2 separate regions of the Homo sapiens genome follow, and region 1 is linked to region 2. A link is a loop called in an ENCODE intact Hi-C map of the cell type or tissue named here. Cell type or tissue: breast epithelium. All regions are shown on one strand. Each heading gives the region's core, and the rest is flanking DNA. Links, peaks and the distances in the headings are about the cores only. Region 1 overlaps DIS3L2 (DIS3 like 3'-5' exoribonuclease 2). Region 2 overlaps DIS3L2 (DIS3 like 3'-5' exoribonuclease 2).

Region 1 (5,380 bases), core at 281-5,280, 250 kb before region 2:
ATTGACATTTACTGAATGAAAAAGAAAGTAACAAAAAATACAGGGCAGGCGCCCTGCTGCTCTGGGCTGAAAGGATTGTAAACCCTGCCTAACTGCCCATGCAGGTGCTGAGCCCTCTCCATACCAGGTCTGCAAGAGAGCACCCAGCCTGTGCCTGCATATGCATACCTCAGGTGACTTAAAATTCACTGCTGTCTGGTGAAGCCCACTACGTCCTCAGGTAAAGTGGCAATTATTATTATTTTTTTCTCTCTTTTAAAGCCAAAATATGTCTCCCTAGAGTTTTCACTTATTGGCTCCAGTTCTGGCTCATAAGGGTGCCCAGAACAAGCCCATCTCCTTGGAGGACAGCAATCTGGCCAAGAGAAAGGAGTGAAGCAGGGCTAGGTGCTTTTAGGGTAGCACCAGCTTTAATTACTGAGACAGCCAGCATATGGCCCCTGGGACTTTTCTGCTTCAGGCTAAACAACCACATGGTTTAGCTTTCAATTACCTCATAATCTTCCTAATAACCATCTTCATTCATTCAATCAGCCACACAACAAATACTTACTAAGCTCCTACTATGTACCAGTCCTTTTCTAGGCACTGTAGACATACAAGAAAACTGACAAGGTCCCTTCTCATGTCAAGCTTCCAGTCTAGTGGGGAGAGAAAGGCAATGAGCAAACAAACAAATGACAAGATTACTTAGATAGTAAAAAGGACTTTGGAGAAAATAAAACAGCGAATGTCTGGAGCCTATTTTAGAGTTCATTAGTAATGAAAAGGTGTCTATGAGGAAACAGACTGAGACCTGTGGGTCTAAAAAAGACCATGTCACGTGATGACATGGGGGAGAGCATCCCAGGCAGGAGAGCCAGAGCGAAGGATGGGGGGTGGGCGCAAGCTTGCTGTGTCTAGGGACACAGCTGTGGCTGGAAAGCAGGGAAGAAGTGGAAGCAGGGAGGCTAGTGAGGTGGATGGGCCCTGAGAAGAGCTGCCCTGCTGGGTCAGGATGAGGCATTCTTTACTTCAAGTGCAATGGGAAGCCACCAGGGAGCGCTAAGTGGAAAGGTAACTTGAATGTACCATACTCACTTTCTCACTTTGCCACCTCACCCACTCTGCAGACCATGGCTCTATTAATGCCATCTGCAGTCATACTGAACAAAAACAAAGAGCCTCAAGACCACAATCAGAAGTACAACCTGCTGGACACCTTGACAGATAGAACAGATGTTGGACTTCCTGTCCCTCAGGTTGGTTTCCACCCAGTCTATGATGGGAACACAATGCTCTGGCTTGGGTCACCCCTCTTGACCCTGTGGCCAGTTTTCCCAACATAGGAGCCTCAACAGAGATAGAAAACAGTATTCTGGAAGCTCAGAAAGGGTAATCCAACCAAGGGGGCTGAGCGAAAGGGATGTTCCGCTGTTCAAACGGCACCAGCGATGAGGGGCCTTACTTAGGGCAGCTCATGCAGCCAGGATGCGGGCCCTGGCCTTAGCATGATCCTACTGAATTTTGGAGACAGACTCAATTGGGCTTGGATCACCTTGTGGCCACACAATAAACTCCACCTTTTACTTGGGATAAGCACATTCCCTCTGAGAAACACTGATTGGGTTGCTAGGTAAGAGGGACAACTCAAACGCTGGCATCTTCCAGTTCCATGTGGTATTCGTTATGTAATCTTACACAAAAGCTGACCACCAGTATAGCAAGCCATGGCAGCACTCCATGGCCATGACGTGGTGATGGTTTGAGGATATTTTACAAACTTAAGAGAAGCTGAAGTGAAAAAAAAATCTGGGGTAAGTAAATCTGAATGAAATGCAGGAACCCACCATGAGGAGGGGGTAGCATAGGATGACTTCTTAGGTCTCCCCAAAGGTCAGGATTTGAAGAGTCTGGATTTTCTTCTTCTTTTTTCCTCTTTGCCATCCAGCAAGAGGTTAATGAGGACCTTTAGTTGCAAACTCCTTAACTGGTGAGCTCATCTTCTGGAACAGAGCAGCTTCAAGAACCTTTTCCCTTCATTATTACTAAGGGCTCTATCAATCTGCAAGTACTCAACTAAACTGCCCACACAGCAATTTTTGTCATGTTCAATGTAATTCTCAGGCATCTAAGTTTAAATTTATATGAACAGCATGTATGAGGAACACCCAGGTAGTAAATTCCACTTTTTCTCTTCCAAATGACTTGAGCAATGGCCTTCTTCATTAACAGGAAAGAGAATGAGGAGCTGAACTTGCGAGGCTGGCGCACTCAACGTCTGGGAATTTCCAGGCTTTTCAGCAGTGAGTGGGGAAAGCCCAGGTCAGCCGGTCAAGCCTGGGACAGAGCACAGGCTCCAGAGAAGCTCTGAGAGCAGCAGGGCAGGCACTTGGTCCTTACTCAAAGCCAAAAGACAGTGAAGCCCTAGGGACTGCGAAGGACCCTAGAAGGTCATTACAAAGTGAGCAGGTCAAAGTAATAAGGGCTGGGGTACAGGTGGGTTGGGAATGGAGCAGGACTGGCTGTGGAATGAGGGATACAGGGGCTAGGTGATGGGAACAATGGGTTTCATTATACTCTTCCTTCTACTTTTGTGCATGTTCAAAATTCTTCATCCAAAAAAAAAGAGAAGAGGCAGGACTGAAGCCAAGAAAAGAAAAAAGTTTGAAAAGGACAAATCCAGTTAAGTAAAACTAGCTCAAAGTTTTAAAACAACAACGAGCCAATAGAGGCAGAAGTTGAAGGTTACTGCTAAGAAAGAGCAGAATAAAAATGTCCTCAGTGATGATCTTTAGAGGCAGCAGATACAGGGATTGTTCCTTCATCCGTTACACACTTTTGTAATGTTTTCAGTTTTCAAAGGCAGGAAAAGCAATAAGGATAAAAAGTATAAAATAAAAAATGCAAACCCTGCTTTAAAATATCTGGAGAAAAATATATGAAGAAGGTAACAATGGTTTTGAGTGATAGGATTTTGAATTTTTCTTTTTGCTTAGATGTAAACTTTAATTCTTGAATAATAAGTGTGTTACTTGGTAAAGAGTCTTGGATTTTTAGAATAAAACACACCAACAAAATGCTATGTCCACCCCAGCCACCTGTGTACCTCTTGACTTCCCAGCACACACCAAGAAACAGCACTACTGGCCAGCCTGAGCAGGAGGCAGTAAATTGATGCCAGCTTATTGGTCAATTCTCCTGGTGGATTATGGTGACTAAAGCACTTTGCAGGCAAGCTCTATAAAGGTGAACTTAGTAAATGAAGTAGCAGAGAACTGGGCATACTCCTTCTGAACAGGAAACAACTATTTTCATGCCAGAAATGTAACTACAGTAGGCAGCAGGTCATGGCATGTGTCGTCATCTCTTTTATGGGCTTCGGCACATACGGCCAGCATGGGGACCTAGTCTTTCTTATGTCTGAGGCTGTGCAGGGAATGCGTGTGTGGAATCCCAGCAGAATGGTTTCCCCCAGGTCTAGGTCTAAAAACAGAATTGTAGCATATTTTCATTCATTTGTGGACTTTTCTATTTTTTAAAAGTCCCAGCCGGGTGTGGTGGCTCACGCCTATAATCCCAGCAGTTTGGGAAGCTGAGGCGGGTGGATCACCTGAGGTCAGGAGTTGGAGACTAGCCTGACCAACATAGAGAAACCCCATCTCTACTAAAAACACAAAATTAGCCGGGCCTGGTGGTGCATGCCTGTAATCCCAGCTACTCAGGAGGCTGAGGCAGGAGAATCGCTTGAACCGGGAGGCGGAGGTTGCCGTAAGCCAAGATAGCACCATCGCACTCCAACCTGGGCAACAAGAGCAAAACTCCATCTCAAACAAACAAACAAAAATAGTCCCTCTATTAACAAGACATAATTACTAGTCTCTACCAGCCAAATATACAAGAGATATATAATTTTCAATGTTTTAAAGAAATATAAAACAACTATGTGTATTAAAATGCCTATAAACTAAACGTTAACTGTTAACTGCTTAATCCAATCCCAGCATTCCTTACATCAGAAATTGAAACAACTTTCATATTTACCTAGAATTCTGAAAGGCAAAAGCTCACTGCTTTATATTCCGGTGACAAAAACCCTTAGTGGCTTTTCTCTCACACTGGAGATACCTTTTGGGTTATTATTTTCTCACCATGCCCAATTAGCTCTTTTGGATCCAATCACTCAGTTTCACTTATTAATTTATTTGCATGAAAGGGAAACCATTTCTGACTCCCCAAGACGTCACAAAAGTTAACAAGAAATTATATACATAATTTATGTATGCCTGTGGTATGAGAATCCACCATACTGGTGGTCTCATAATAACGGCATATTGACTGCTTACTTTTTAAAGCACTTCATTATATTAATTCATTTAATCTTCCAATGCTATGAGACGCATCTCTTTCTACAGATAAAGACACTGAGACCCAGGGAGGTCAGACACCTTGTGTCAAGGTCTGACTCCAAAACTGGAGCTCCTAACCACTGCATTATGGAGACTCGCCCCTCAGCATCGGGTTCTTGACAAACTCATACTTGCTTCTTTTTCAACACCTGTAGACTACAAGCGCTCTCAATTTAATTTTAAAAGATTACACATTCATTCTGCAGAACAAACATTTTGACAAGTAGAACAAGTAAGTAGACATAGTATGATTTTCAACATGACTGAAAGTAATTCCTTTACAGAAACAATAAATATTTGTTGAAATGAAAACCTTGTCAAGTAGTCTTTTAACTACTGGTCACTTTCTATTTCTGAGCTGTCCATATATCAGTTAGTTATAACTCAATTTCCTGGGTTTTTTTTTGTTTTTGTTTTTGTTTATTTGTTTGTTTTTGAGACAGGGTCTTGCTCTGTCACCCAAGTTGGAGTGCAGTGGCACGATCATGGCCCACTGCAGCTTCCACCTCCTCAGGCTCAAGTGATCCTTCCACTTCAGCCTCCTGAGCAGCTGAGACTACAGGCAAGCACCATCATGCTCAGCTAATTTTTTAATTCTTTGTAGAGACGGGGTCTCACTATGCCCAGGCTGGGGTCGAACTCCTAGGCTCAAGCAATCCTCCCACCTCGGCCTCCCAAAATGTTGGGGTTACAGGCGTGAGCCACCCCACCTGGCCTTGAACATGACTTTTGTATTTTGTAATAGATATGGATGTGGTATAGTAGGGGAAAGATGTCCTGTCCTCATGACACACGCTCAAGTTCACTTGTAGCCTCTCTCACTAAAATGGAGTTAAGACTCTTCAGATGCCATAGCTCCTGGATGATAACAATAGTTTTATTCATTGTGGCTGGCATATAAATACACTCAACTATTTCTTGATTAAATGAATAATCTTCACAAAAGTTCTATGAGGTAGGTACTATTAATATTTACATTTTACAGATGAAGA
Region 2 (5,380 bases), core at 220-5,219:
TTTCAATTACCAACAAATAAGACTATAGAATGCATATAAAAACATACATAGTCTTTTAATTCTAGACTCAATCTTTTCCACTGAAAATCTGCCAGGTTCTATCATGTCCTTCTATCACCTTCTAGGAGTTAACAAAAACCTCGATTTTCATCTTTTCTTCTGAAGTTGTATCACAAGGAGACTCATGGAGGTAGGGCAGGGATACAAGAAAGGGCAATGGATCTTCTGATCAAACACAAACCACTGACAATCACTTCAGACCAGAACTCAAGAATAAAAACAAAAAACATGTGTAACACAATTAAAAGCACTGCAAGAAGAATGAGACAATTTTAACAGCTAGATAGTTTTCCATTAATTATTTTCTAACTGATCAAAATTCCATGAAACCCATTTGAAATCTCAGCTTTCAATTCCTTTGAGATACAAATATTACACTGAGTCCAATTGAGTATTTGCAGTGTCAGAGCAAATTCTACATGTGGTGGGTAGTTTTGAGTTCAAGGACAGTGTCACATGTATTCCTTCCTACTGGCCAGAAGTTTCGAAGTCCCCGAGAATCAGGCCTGGGCTCTGCCCACAATACTATAATCTGAGTGTTCCTTTCATTAGCACAGTACAAGATCACACAATGACCCTTAAGCTGAGGCAGGATCCTGGATGCCTGAGGAAGTGGGATACTCTTTGGGTATGGTAAAAGCCAAAGGCTGAGACAATCAATAAATTAATTAGCATGAAGTATGCTGACTTCTTTGGAAGGAATTTTATGAACACAGGATTTAAGACTTCTTATACAATAAACAATACAATCACAAGTGCTAATAAAGTAGAACTAAGGGTGCTACAGCATGAAAATGTTATCAATCAATCAATAAACCTCTGAATTAATTATATATAAGATTGTACAGACAGACGGTCCTCAACTTATGATGGTTCAACTTACAATTTTTCAACTTTACAATGGTGCAAAAGCTATATTCATTCAGTAAAATTGTACTTCAAGGACCCCATGACCAGTTTTTCACTTTCAGTGCAGTATTTAATAAGTTACATGAGGTATTCAACACTTTATTATAAAAAAGACTTTGTGTGGCCGGGCGCGGTGGCTCACACCCGTAATCCCAGGCGTGGGAGGCTGAGGCGGGCGGATCACGAGGTCAGGAGATAGAGACCATCCTGGCTAACATGGTGAAACCCCATCTCTACTAAAAATACAAAAAATTAGCTGGGCGTGGTGGCGGGCACCTGCTGTCCCAGCTACTCGGGAGGCTGAGGCGGGAGAATGGCATCAACCCGGGAGGCGGAGCCTGCAGTGAGCCAAGATCGCGCCACTGTACTCCAGCCTGGGCAACAGAGCGAGACTCTGTCTCAAAAAAAAAAAAAAAAAAAAGGCTTCGTGTTAAATGATTTTGCCAAACTTTAGGCTAACATAAGTGTTCTGAACACATTTAAGGTAAGCTAAGCTAAGCTATGATGTTCAGTAGGTGTATTACAATCATTTTCAATTTGTAATTTTTTTTTTTTTTTGAGAGAGGGTCTCGCTTTGTTACCCAGGCTGGAGTACAGGGGTGAGATTTCAGCTCACTACAACCTCCACCTCCCAGGCTCCAGTGATCCTCCCACCACAGCCCCCCAAGTAGCTGGGACTATAGGCACGCACCACCATATACCCAGCTAATTTTTTGTATTTTTGGTAGAAACAGGTTTCACGTTACCGAGGTTGGTCTCGAACTCCTGAGCTCAAGCAATCTGCCCGCCTCAGCCTCCCAAAGTGTTAGGATTACAGGCGTGAGCTACCGTGCCTGGCCCAATCTATGACATTTTCAACTTATGATGGGTTTATTGGAATGCAACGCCATCAGAAGTCAAGAAGGATCTGTATTAGGGAATTAAAGGAAATTTTAAAAGATACCTTCCCTGGATCAGAAGCATACAGTAGTTAAATAGAAAAGAGTTGTAATGTACACTATAGGGGTGATGGGTACACTAAAAGCCAACACTTCGCCACTATGCAATTCATCCATGTAAAGAAAGCCTCTTGTACCCCTAAAACTATTGAAATAAAAACTGAAATAAATACTCCACAATTCAATCCAACCTCCCTTCTCATCTGCTTTCCATATTCACATTTACTTCTTAAACAGGGGTGTGTGTGTGTGTATGTGTGTGTATGTCTAAGAGAGAAAGAGGAGAGAAAAAGAGAGTAAGAGAGAGAGAGAAGAAGAAGGAGGACTGGGAATGAGAACATAGAAATAAGTGAGAATAAAGAACAGGAAAGTAATAGTTATTAGAATTGTATTCCAGAAAAGCATTACCTCCAGGGCCTCTAAGGGAGCTTTCTTTCTCTAACCACATCCCTCTCCTCACTCCCTCAAGCTTGCAAGACTGCTCTTCCTTCTTCTAACTTCTGGTCCTTCATCCCTCATCTTTTTTTTTTTTTTTTTTTTTTTTGAGGCGGAGTCTCGCTCTGTCGCCCAGGCTGCAGTGCAGTGGCGCAATCTCAGCTCACTGCAAGCTCTGCGTCCTGGGTTCACGCCATTCTCCTGTCTCAGCCTCCCAAGTAGCTGGGACTACAGGTGCCTGCCACCACGCCTGGCTAACTTTTTTGCATTTTTTTAGTAGAGATGGAGTTTCACCATGTTAGCCAGGATGGTCTCAATCTCCGGACCTCGTGATCCGCCTGTCTCAGCCTCCCAAAGTGCTGGGATTACAGGCGTGAGCCATGGTGCCCGGCCCATCCCTCATCTTTTTTTTAACCTCTCAGTTGAGCAACCCCATTTCTGCTTTCCCTTCCCTGGATTCTTAGCCTCAAAGAGATATAATATATAATAATAATATTGGAAAGAAATTATAGAATCCTGTTCCAACTGCCTCAGAGTCCAGAGCTCTTCATGCTAGTGACCTCATTATTTTGCACAGAGTCCCCTGAAGGGCCTGGTCAGAGGTTTCCTACATTCTTTTAGCTTGGCACTCTGGCATGGGCATAGTCCAGGGACACATTCCAATTTCCTAAAGCTGAAAAGTCCCATCTGAGATTCTAAGATCTTTACTAAAACTAACCTTAATTGAATGCCGTTCAAAAGTGTAAACAGTAGATAAACCAGTTCAACTCTATACCCAAGTATTTGTTAAATTATGGTGAGACAAACGATAAAACTACTCATTTTTCAATAATTATTGTATTGTATTGAAGACTTTCCTTTATAAAAGGAAAGCAACCAAACGGATACAATAGTCTGAAGGGCATATATGTTTTCTAAATAAATAACATTAGTAATTACTTCTCTGAATACTATATCACTTTACTGTATTTTTAAGAGATGATTTGTTTATTCTATTAGCCTAAGAGATCAGAAGATTATAATACATCCTTTTATCACTTATAATTTGAATAGCTTTATGTTCTGATAGCATTTACAATCAAGAAATATAAGCATTATTGATTCTAACATCTCCAAATCCCAGCATTTCTAAGTAAATAAATACATATACCTTACATGTTTGAGGAGACAGCTATGTAAAAAAATTTTTTTAAAAAAGAATTGTATTCCATATGTTCAAGAAGCTAAAGACTGGCTATGTTAAGAGACCTGGGATATTAAAAAAAAAAAAAAAGATCCAAATTAAACTTCTAGAGATAAAAACCATGTCAACTGAGATGAAAAATACACTGAATGGGACAACAGATTAGACACCACAGAAAAAAAAAATTAGGAACTTCAAGATGTAGCAAGAGAAATTATCCAAAATGAAACAAAGAAGGAAAAAAGACTGAAAAAAAAATTGACAGCTGAGACCTTGAGGCTATTCCAGCCAGTCTGCTGCCAGGGACCCATGTTTTTGCTCCACTACTTAGAGCCTCCTGCCTTCCCCTAGGGAGGTGTCCTTCTGCTCCAGCTTCCCTCCCCTGTCCCTTTTTGGCCCCTATGTGCTCCTCTTTTACTTAGACTTGTGCACACAGAGACAAGCACACCCCCTTGTCCCCCACTTCACCAATTTCTGGTGGCTGAAATCCACCCTCACAGACTTCAAAGGAAGATATTCTTGAGATAATGAAAAGTAACATCTTTGCATATGAAAGGAAAAAGGTTAAAGTATATATATATATTTTTTTAACTGTATTAGGAACATGGGAAGCTTTTTAAAAACAAGGTTTTATTTACTGTAGAGATGAATGCAAGTCAGAACCAGTATCTCTTAGTCTACTTAATTAAAACCAGCTCATACATCCCTTAGGGGTTTATTATTAATTATTATTATTGTGGTTGTTGTTATAGTTGTTGTAATTATTAGTTGGGGTTTCTTTTGTTTTTCTTCACAGTTCTCCACATTAAACTCACAATATTGTGGGGAAAAGCCATAACTAAACTCTATGCTGCAGTGAGATATAGGAGTAATCAGCTCCCAGTAACATATGTAGCCCGAGTTGCAGCTTGTAATAATCACCAATGATTTAAAGCTTTTGGCTGGGTGTGGTGGCTCACACCTGTAATCCCAACACTTTGGGAGGTCTACGCAGGAGGATCCCTTGAGCTGAAGGAGTTCAAAACCAGCCTGGGCAACACAGTGAGACCCTGTCTCTATAAAAATAAAATTATATTTTAATGTAAATAAATAAAGCTTTATTTAGCCTTGATCTCTACCCTCATAGTCAGGTCTTCCCATATTTTATTACTGAAGTGGGAAAATGTATTATTTGTTTGTTGTTTTGCTTCTGTCCCAATATTAAACTATGAAATTTGTGATTTGTTTAAGTTCTGGGTGAATCACAGCTTTATCTGTATGTCCAGCTCATTTGTTTCTATGTATTTTGTTTGATTCTCTCTTTCTTTCAAGGCTTCTACAAAAATATATACGTGTGTGTGTGTGTGTATAAACATGTAAATATATACATACGGATCTTCTGAAAAGTGTGTTAAGTTCGTTCAAGTAATAGATAACTTTAATAGCCTTATATGGCAAAAAGGAATTGAATTTGCAGTTAAAAACTTTTCTACAAAGAAAACTTGAGACCAGATGGATTCACTGGTAAATTCCACTGAACATTTAAGGAAACTATACCAGTTCTATGCAAACTGTTCCAGAAAACCGAAGAAAAGGAACATTTTCCAATTCATTCAAGGTTTCCAGCGTTACCCTGATATCAAAAACAAAGATATTACAAAACACAGTTCAAACCAGTATCATTCATAAACAGAAATGCAAATTTTTTAAACCAGATTTTAGGAAATCAATTGCAACAATATATAAATAGAATAAGAATATGGCAGAATCAAGTGGGGTTTATCCCAGGAATGAAAGGTTACTTTTAGGACCAGGCATGGTGGTGCACACCTGTAATCCCAGCACTTTGAGAGGCCGAGGTGGGCAGATCACCTGA

The links. Hi-C counts contacts between places; a loop is a spot of excess contacts. Peaks named below come from ENCODE experiments on the same cell type or tissue, not always from the same donor. Only the 100,000 strongest peaks of a DNase experiment are listed, where the experiment ranks them.
Region 1: it touches region 2 in a loop (5-fold over the local background); 1 of 110 quality-filtered maps calls a loop at or near these places.

What each region holds. Positions count from the first base shown.
Region 1 is chr2:232,226,414-232,231,793 of GRCh38, reverse strand. The region is part of intron 10 of DIS3L2 (DIS3 like 3'-5' exoribonuclease 2); the gene reads right to left. Among named protein-coding and RNA genes, the nearest start is that of MIR562, 56 kb to the right of the region's middle. RefSeq lists an enhancer at 1-331 and a silencer at 1,027-1,116. In breast epithelium, for the core only: no CTCF peak of the experiment used is centred there; a DNase peak (open chromatin) is centred at 2,305; H3K27ac peaks cover 1,160 bases.
Region 2 is chr2:231,972,776-231,978,155 of GRCh38, reverse strand. The region is part of intron 1 of DIS3L2 (DIS3 like 3'-5' exoribonuclease 2); the gene reads right to left. Among named protein-coding and RNA genes, the nearest start is that of DIS3L2, 14 kb to the right of the region's middle. In breast epithelium, for the core only: no CTCF peak of the experiment used is centred there; no DNase peak of the experiment used is centred there.